Linked DNA regions of Homo sapiens: region 1 is linked to region 2. The links are chromatin loops, found by intact Hi-C in ENCODE. Cell type or tissue: MCF 10A. All regions are shown on one strand.

Region 1 (5,000 bases), 150 kb before region 2:
GTGACACAGCTAGGGAAAGGCTGAGCAAGCCTGGACTGGGACCCAGGTGCTCCTGCTTCCAAGAAAAAGATGCCCATCCTCTTCCCTCTTTGTGCAGGTGCTGCCTCTTAGGGAGCTGTGAAACAGGATTCAGGAAGAATACTAATCCTGAGTACCACCTAATCTCTTATTTCCTTGTTTCTGAAGCAGAAATGAGAAAACCCACCAGTTTCTTAGAGATTCAACAAATGGCGAGTGATATTTAAACATCTACAATTAAGAAATATTTCTATAGCAATAATAAAAATATTAAAATGTTGAGCAGCACCAAACTTAACAGCCAAAGTCTCGGAGACCAGGGAGGGTATCTCTAGAGCTATAGAAGGCACTGTTGATGGGCTATCTCTCCACATCATCTTCAGAGGACAAAGATACAGAAGCATCACCCACTGATGAGGTATGAATACAACTTTATGTAACTTTTTTAAACTTAGGGAGTGGGCAACACTGACTAAAGAAATGGTCAAGAAATAATAGCAGCTAACAGGTTTATATAATTAGCAAAAGCAAGGGTGCTAGTTATACACTAACAAGTTTAATGTGAAACCCTAGGGTTTCACATTAAGAGAATCCCACTGAACTGCCCCCTTTCAGTAGAAAAATCTTGCCTGCTGAGTGGTCATAACTTCTCTTCCAGGGGAATCTGTCCTCACTCTTTACCCCTCATCTTTACATTTCCTAGATCATGGTCTAGAAAATGTGATGAGGCAATTTAACCTAATGGATTTGCAACTAATAATATTAATGGCTTTCAGTAGAGTGATTGGTGGGTGGGGGAAAGCCTAATTCTCATCATCTTTTGAATGTGATATCTGCTTTGAGATAACTTCAGAGTTTTAAAAAAAGCCTGCTTTATTTGTTTATTGAAGACTTTCCTTGTCAAAAGCTTCTCTACTCAATGAATATAATATTTTGGGGGAAGTGGGAGAGAAATGAGATGTTATTCTGGCCTTTCAGTTTTCCAGAATACCTGGCATAGTTAAGGAAGAATGAGAGGAAGGGCTTCAGAACATCCGGGCACCTTCCAGAGATGGGAACCAAACTGTAGGTGGGCTGAGTGACTACTAATTGCCACAAGGCTAGAGAGAAGAGGCACTTTCAGCCTTCTTCAATAAGTTATCTAATCTGTGAAATATTTTCCCAGCAACCACAAGACTGATAAAGTAAATTAGTTAATATGTTGTCATTAGGCTGAGACATGGGACAGCCAGGAAGGTGGGGATAGGGCAGAGTGCAGAGGTAACGCGCTTTCAATGAGCTGATCGAAAAGAGCCTGGATTTCAGAACGTTGAATCCTAGGAGCTGGATTGGCTGAGAGTGGAGGGGTCGTATCTGTGGACCTGGTGCAAATGTGAAGACACAGCATCAACATACTTAGATGACTTCATGTCATATGTCTGTTGTTTAATTTTTCTGAAGTAAAAGTGTTGCACTTAAACTTGAAGACAGTAGGGGCCAAATTGGCTGGAACTTGCAGGGCTTCAAAGGATAATGTTAAGAACTTGGCATTATTTGAAAATGCTTACAAAGGCCCTAGGGCTTTTTTAGGACATTAAAAAAACCCGTAAAACAAAAACAAAGGCCAACTTTAACATATATATGTTAAACATATATATTAAGCATATGTATATTAAACATATATAGTTATATAATATGTATGTATTATCTATGTTAAACATATATGTTAAGCATATACAATACATATATATGTATTATATAATACTTTAACATGTCAAGCATATATAATGTATAATATGTATTATACATTATATATGTTAAAAGTTGGCCTTTGTTTTTGTTTTATGGTTTTTTAATATATATGTTTATGGTGTGTATATATATGTTTATGTATATATATGTTTATGTATATATATGTTTATGTACATATAATGTATATATATGTTTATGTTTTTATATACATATATGTGAATTGTTAATTTGGCCTGAGATGCAGATATTGTTAAGCTTCAAAAGAACAACCAAACCCCAAGCTAAGTTCCTTAGGTCTTTCATTTTCCCTAGAAAAAAAAGGCACAGTCTTCAGTTTAGGACTGGGAATATTCACCTCACCCTTCGGATTAAGCTGGAGTCAGCCAGAAAGGAAAGGTGTGACTCAGTGATTTGGTGACTCAAAGAGAAGTTGTGCTTGCCATCTGGCGCTCCGAGGGGAGGTGAGGCCTCTGTCCACACCCTGCTCGTCACTGGCCACTCCTCAGCCACAGCCTCTTGTCCACTCAGACAGGCTCTCAGACTGTGCTTCATGTCCATGCCAAAGCATGGCTTGTGACATTTTATCTTCTGACATTTGATTTTGTCCCTTGTGAAGGGGATAGGTATGATTTTGAAGAATTAGTTTCACCATTCCCAGTTGCCTTTTTGGAGTGGAAAGAATTGAAAGTACAGACAGTCTGGTACTATTAACTTGAAGACACGACTTAGGCTCAGAAAGATTTGGCTTAATTCATGGCTTATTAGCTGTGTGACCTCAGGCAAACCACTTAACGTCTCTGTGTCACAGGTCCCTGTGTATAAAATTAGAGGTTTGCACCAGACGGATTCTAAGTTCCCCTCTGGCTCTAAAGATCCCGAGCCAAACCCAACAGGAGATATATTTTATTTTTATTTATTTATTTAGTTTGAGATGGAGTTTCGCTCTTGTTGCTCAGGCTGGAGTGCAATGGCATGATCTCGGCTCACTGCAACCTCTGCCTCCTGGGTTCAAGTGCTTCTCCTGCCTCAGTCTCCTGAGTAGCTGGGACTACAGACACGTACCACCTGGCTAATTTTTGTATTTTTGGTAGAGATGGGGTTTTGCCATGTTGTCCAGCTGGTCTCGAACTCCTGACCTCAGGGGATCTGCCTGCCGCGGCCTCCCAAAGTGCTGGGATTACAGGCATGAGCCACCATGCCTGGCCCCATAGGAGATACATTTTAGACCAACGGAGTCCTGCCCATTCCTGCCTTAATGGAAGACCCAGTTTTGCATCCTTAAGAGTAGCGAACAGTACCTGTGCAGGAGACAAAGGCTGGGGAAGGAAGGGATTCTAGTCTTCACTCTTGAAGAACATGAGGAACTTGTTAGAAAAGATGAGTTTTATACACCTTAATTTTTCTGGATTCCCAGGAACACTACATTTTTGACTGATCTTTGTACCTTCACTTTTTTTCACAGAATCAATAACCTTGTCCCTCTCCCTCTAGCAATCCCACATAGAAATCCACTCCTAAAAGCTCACACATGGAGTGATTTCTAATCTCATTTCCTATATACTAAGTCTCATTTTTCAAATACACCCTCCCAAATCCCTTTGGTTCCTCTCTGGCCCCTCGACCAACATTGTAATGGTTGGAAGTCACAGACAAGCCTATTTTCTCTCTTCCATTCCTATGATCAGCCTCCCAACTACTCACTCGGTGATTAAAAGCGAGTTAAAATTTGGATCTAAGAATCAGCTAACATTGCTTGAACATGTATGCACTTCTAATTACACACGTTTTGCTTTTTATTTGGCCTTGATTGACTGACACCTGAATCATTTCGCTTCCCAGGGATCTCTGTCTTCCCTGCCCAAGTAGGGAATGCAACCACATTTATATGAGCTTTAGATGCCTCTACATAAACTCGGGTTTCTATATGGGATGCAGTGTTTGGAGAAGTTAAAGGCCATCTCAGTTGTCGTCGTCGGGTTGTTGTTGTTTTTAATGTAAATCATCCATAGAACCTTGAGAGCAATTTCAGATACCGTACAGTTTCACCAAGTCCTTACCAGTATTTGTGTCTATGTGGGACACTGTGCTCCAGGAGCATTTGTTCTGAATGACTGGGATTTCTGAAAGCAGATGCCATTGTAAAAATGTGGCTCAGGATAGCTCTACTTATTTATCAATGCTTTCATGCAAAACAAATAAATCAGTTAAAGACAGCATGCTTTGGGCTTCTGATTAGATCACAGAAGTATAAATATCACAGGACTTTTATGTGTTTGCATGATGTGAACCAGCAAAGTTCTTTCCTCTGATCCTTCATTTTTAATGTAAGCCTGTTTAGAGAGGCATGCTATTTCTCGCCACTGTTCTTGCTCAATATACTGCTCTCTGGTTTGCATTATTTGAATAAGTAGGAGGTTTACAGATCAAATAAAAATAAAAATAAAAAACCCCATCAACCTTTGACAATTCTGCTCTTCATCGTTGACGGCAAGGAATGCCTGTTTTCAACCGGGCTTCAGGAATGGGTAGTGTGGAGGAATTTTTCGGACAGTATAAACTCAGCCCACCAGCTTCCCTTTCCAGGATTCAGACCACTTCACAGTCTAGCAAGCTCTTCTTTAATAATGGAAGTGTGAGACTCCCAGGTCGGATTTAAGCATTTAAAAAATATAATGGTTTGCATACTGTGCAGTGATTTGTAAAATGTGAATGCCTACAAAAGCCGTGGTTACCCAGCATAACATTATCTTATTTTTAGTTATACAACCAGTAAAACAGCTGGAGGTCTAAAATCATGGCCTAGCACTAAATGCATTACTACATTTTATCCATGCAGTAAGGGCCTGTCCTTTTTGCTAGACGATAGGAGAAAGTGGAGTGATTACTGGCAAATTAACACTTCCAATTTTAATAGGGAAGCAAGGCCTACATAAAAGCATCGGAATTAGAATCTATGCCAGTTAGCTATTGTACCACATATAATATGCGCCAAGATCACACTAATATACTACTGCATTTTATAATCAAATGAACCTTTATTCATTAGTCAAGAGATAATATCTACTCGAGTTGACTAAAGAAGTAACCAGCAAAATATTTTACTTTATAGCTTCTTAACATAGTTAATAGAATCATATTGGCAATAGTAGCAAAATATAATTGCCACTTAGCCGTGCTTGTTTTTGTTTTTTTTTCTGTAAAAACATAAAGTAGTGTGGTAACACCCCATCCCCTTTATCTGTAAAACCAAT
Region 2 (5,000 bases):
ATGTCAACCTGATGCTTCCTGGTTTCTTGAACGGAGCCTGCTTTTCACTGGGCGGGGGCCGGGGGCAGTGTGTTGGGGTGCAGAGTGCAGGCTCCACTTCTAGGCTCAGCACTGACCAGTGGTGTAACCTTGTTGTCTAACTTCTGTGTCTCAGTTTCCTCATGTGAAATGTGGGTATAATAATGGTATCTGCCTTACAGGGGTGTCTTAAGGATTAAATGATTTAATACGTGTAAAATGTTTAAAACCATGAGTGACATCTTGGAAACCTGTGATTTTAATCTAGTATCATATATTACTATATGGCCCTTTTCTTTACTTTTTTTTTTTTTTTTTTTGAGTCGAGGTTTTGCTCTGTTGCCCAGGCTAGAGTGCAGTGGCATGATCACAGCTCACTGTAACCTTGAACTCTTGGGGTCAAGCAATCCTCCTGCCTCAGTCTTGCAAGGAGCTGGGACTGCAGGTAGGCACCGCCATGCCCTGCTATTTTTTTTTATTTTTTGTAGAGACGAGGTCTCACTATGTTGCCCAGGCTGGTCTTGAACTCCTGAGCTCAAGCAGTCTCCTGCTTTCGCCTCCCAAAGTACTGGGATTACAGACGTGAGCCATTGCACCCAGCCCTATATGGCCTTTTTACTTTCAAAGTCTTTTGAGTTTTCCTTTAAATTCTGAGATTAGTCAAATACTATAAATGACTCAAACCCCTGTGTTTCTCAGAAAAGAGGGTACTAATCAGCCATGAGCTGAGAATGAAGCGTCCCTGGATACCTCTGGGATTGAGGATACTGGAGTCCTCAACCTATTCTAATTTGTGTTCCTATAAAAACACAAACAAATAAGTTTCCACTTCCCTTGTCCCCAAAAGCCATTATTCAGCCTTATTTTGCCTTAGAGAAGTGCCTTCAGAGAAAAACTGAAATGCTTTGGCAACAGCTCATAAACTAAAATCCTTCTTAAATAGTCCAAAGTCAATACTCAAAAAGGTGAGACAAGTGTTATTTATATTCTCATGCATCTTTCTTAGTTGAGTAGTTTGAACAGGAAAAAATATATTTGTGTAGATACATGCATGCATATATGTTTACACACACACACACACACACACACACACACACCTTTAAAAGGGTAAAGTCAATGAGACAATTAGAAGGTGTAAGAAAACAAAATCCCAAGAATAGGTGAACATCACATAGCAACACATGTGAGTAGAGGAAGAAGCTCATTTTGCTACTTTGACAACTTACCAAAACGTTTTATCTTTTATAAATTGAAAAGCGGACTCACTAGGAAAGACTGTGAGTGCCTCTGTTTAACAACCTCACTTTTCAGGTGCTGGGCTACGGGCAGCGAGGCCTGTGAAGGCTCTCAGCTGGCTAGGAGCATCCTGTTAAAGGACTGGAGAACAGGCAAAGTCTGGGTAAGGGCAAGGACAGCTGCCACTCTATGTGGGACCAGAAGACCTGAATCTGTTGTTAGCTGATTTTTTGATCGTGGGCCACTCCAACAGCCTTTCTCTGTGCCTCAGTTTATTCCTTGTAAAATGAAGGCATTGGGTAAATGATCTGAAATGTCCTTTTTACATCTGAGATAGAAATAGGGGAGGAAAGAAAGTTCTACTACATAGACCTTGGCCAAATCCTACAGGGTGAGATAATTGCGTGCATCTTCTCTATGCTGAGAGATTGTTCGGTCAAGTGGGAGAATGACTGAATAAGCCAAGCTATCATTTTTATTTTTACCCTTCAGGGTAGCTGTTGGACGTTTCATATGGGTAAAGGTTTTATCCCAGTGATCCATTTAGTTATGTATTTGCTTCCTTTAGACTTTCTGATTTTTTCTTCATTAGCAATGGATAATAAAGTATTGCTCACATTTCAAATTGTATGTGTCCTTTCATCACACACACACACACACACACACACACACACACACACTATGAAAAGTACCAAAAATGAACCTAGAGATAGAGGGTGACTTTGTTTTTCAGTAAAATTGTTTAAATGCATAATAAAAGGAGACTTCATATAGTATTTTCTGAAATCATCTGCTCTGTTCCTGTAGGAGAATACACAGTCCCCTTACTTCCATTGTTCAGATATTGAAGCTGAAAAGCAAGTTGAAGGATGAAGTTGTCAGTAAATGATAAATAATTAACTCATGGTGACACTCTGCTTCTCGCCTCTTAATGGCTATTATTGTTGCAGGAGGGGCTCATTACTTCCTAGGTGTGGTTTCCCTACCAGGGCCAGATCAGTTTATCAGAGACCAAATAAGCACATGTGATATAATTAGAGATGTGTGATGAGCACAGTACCTACTCTTCCCATTTAAAAGAAAAATACTCACTTTTCCTTGGCAGCCACACCTTCTAATTACTTGCAAATATTTAAGACTCATTATCTTCAAAGTTTGGAGAAAGACAGAAAAAGAGGGGGAAAAAGCCCCGATAGTGGAGACTGCAAGGATCAAAGGTCCTGGCTTACCAGCCGCTGTGCTGTGCTGTCTTCAGGGCAACACTAAAGCCCCACCGCAGAGAGGATGAGTTGACAGCTATTAGGCAATCCAGGTGGCCCAGTGAGCAGGAGGTTGTGTTCAGTCCCATCGCCCAAGACTCGCCCATTCACCAAGCTCCTTTGAAGCACTGTGTTGAGCAAGAGGAGGTGGTGGTGGTGGTGGTGGTGGAGGAGGGATGGATGGAGTTTTCCAGAACTGGAGTGGTTAAACACTGCCACCTCTCTTTCTGTGGCAATCCCTGTGCCAGCTCGCCTTGGTGTAGGCTTGAAACTATTGTCTTTACCTTTGAACCGCCCCATTTCTCCCTGTGAGTCCATTTAGAAGGTCCTCGCTACAGGGTATCACGCCTGCTGAGAAATTTTACTACCATGCCTGGCAAGTCACCCAGGGTTTACATATCTGTTTAAGCACTTTATGTAAATTCTGCAAGCAATATGAGCTACCTACTCCCTCCCTGTTGAGTGCTCAGCCAGTGAGACACAGATCAAGACTCTAAAAAGGGATAGTGTCTGAACACGCATGATGAGAAATCCCTTAAGCATGAGCTCAGTGAATGTCAGTGTGCCATCTCCATATGACATCAGAATTTTGGTTTTAAGATGAGATTGACGTGATGTGCCGAGTCGCCTGTCAAGTCTTTCTCAGATGCACAGTCGAGCTGCTGAGACATTAGTATTTTTTCTTTCTTCTGCTTTTTCTTGTCCCTGCATCTTGAAAGGTTATATTCTTAAGAAGAGGAGCTTTCTACAGTCTTGGGGATATATACATGAATAAGCAAACATTTTTATTCCGTATCCCTGGATGCTACCCTAAGGGTATATATTTACATTCCCTTAACGGAGTTTGGCCTTTGGACGTGGAGACTATGCAAGTTCCTTTGGCCCATTCAACTGTTGAAAATCCTTCTGGAAGTTTCAGGAATGTATTAAGAATACCTCAGATGAAGAAAGAATATACTCTGGTCTGGAGTCAATTCACAGCTGCAGTGTTTCTTTTCTTTTCTTTTTGTTTCTTTGTTCCTCTTCCCTCTCTTCCTCTCTGCCACCCTTCCTTCCTCCCTCCGTCTCTCCCTCTCTTCTTCCCTTCCTTTCAGCACTACCAATATCATGCATCTTTGGCTACTTGTAAACTATTTAAGGAATTATTTTCTCAGTCTTTCAAATAAATTATTTTCATTACTCTTTCCACTTTATATTCTTTAGGGAGAACAATAAAAATGAGAAGACCTCAGACACTTTTGAATTAATTTAGAGAAATATTTCCAAATAGTTTTCTCCACCACAAGAATTTTAGGGTTTGGGGTTGTCCTGGACAAGTGGCCACTTTGCCACTTAATGTTGCAGTCAGCCATATCAAAGGTTTATCAGAAGATGCTTTAATTAACCAAATGGTGCCTCTATTCCTTTGAATTTTTATGTTACTTTAAACGCTTTCAAAGGGACTGGATTTTTAAACTTCTCCTCTCTTAAAGTTTAAAAACATTTTTAGTATCTGTTAAGTGCTCATGTTGTGCTCAGCACTTAACCAGTGCTATAAATGTTGCACTATATGAGAACCATATGATACAGACTCCACACTAGAGGTTTCCACATCTAAAGGAGAGCAAGGTACATGTCGTCTGTGTGTACATACCTATGTTTGAGTATGTGTGTGTATACATATAGTGTAGAGCTATATCTCAAGCACATATATGTACACACTTTTACATGTTTTAAGCCAACGTAATGTACACATGGATACATGAGTGTGTGCACATGCATACACACACACACACACACACACACACACACAGTAGTCTTTCCATAATCCGAAGTCCTAGACTTTAAGAAAAATATATGGTAGAGGAGCTGAAGTCAAAAGTAAAATTTAAAATCCTATGAAGTTCATTAATAGAAAACAAACACCAACACTAAATAAATCCCAAGGCAATGATATTTTGTAACATTGGGTGTGGAGCTGTTTGTTTCATTGGCCATCTTTTGCTTCCTAGAAACTGTTCAGCAACTCTCCTCACTCAATTTTTAATGAGTCGCTGCTTACTGAGTATTTAGCTTTGTTGAAATCAATATGGTGTGCATTTGTCTGTCCTCAGTCAAGTGTTCAGTGCTTTCCTGACTTATGCATTTTCCTCTAAGCACTTTTAGGGTCCACTGAAGTCTTGGGGATATCCAGTAACTTGGCTGCCCATAAAAATCTTATGCCAAAACATGAGTCATTTATGCTTCCACACACTTCTGTCTGTCTTTCTCCTGACTGAGGATAAAAAGAGATGTCCAAGGCCAGGATCTTCCTTCCCTCATGTTCCCTTATTTCCTCCAAGACTTCACTGCAAAAAAAAAGCCCCACCGCAGAGAGGATGAGTTGATAGCTATGAGGCAATCCATTCTGCTTTTGACACTGCTTCCCTTTTTTATTTCCCCAAGTTTCCTGTTTTACTCAACAGGTCTAACAGGAGTGATTCACAGCTTCATATACTAGAATCAAGA

Evidence for each region. Hi-C counts contacts between places; a loop is a spot of excess contacts. Peaks named below come from ENCODE experiments on the same cell type or tissue, not always from the same donor. Only the 100,000 strongest peaks of a DNase experiment are listed, where the experiment ranks them.
Region 1: a loop joins it to region 2, with 2.6 times the contacts of the local background. A loop is called at or near these places in 2 of 110 quality-filtered maps.

Annotation. Positions count from the first base shown.
Region 1 is chr6:10,235,045-10,240,044 of GRCh38, reverse strand. No RefSeq gene overlaps it. Among named protein-coding and RNA genes, the nearest start is that of TFAP2A-AS2, 170 kb to the left of the region's middle. In MCF 10A, no CTCF peak of the experiment used is centred here; a DNase peak (open chromatin) is centred at 2,184.
Region 2 is chr6:10,082,443-10,087,442 of GRCh38, reverse strand. It overlaps the pseudogene OFCC1. Among named protein-coding and RNA genes, the nearest start is that of TFAP2A-AS2, 320 kb to the left of the region's middle. RefSeq lists a silencer at 4,771-4,971. In MCF 10A, a CTCF peak has its summit at 2,741; DNase peaks (open chromatin) are centred at 2,622 and 4,872.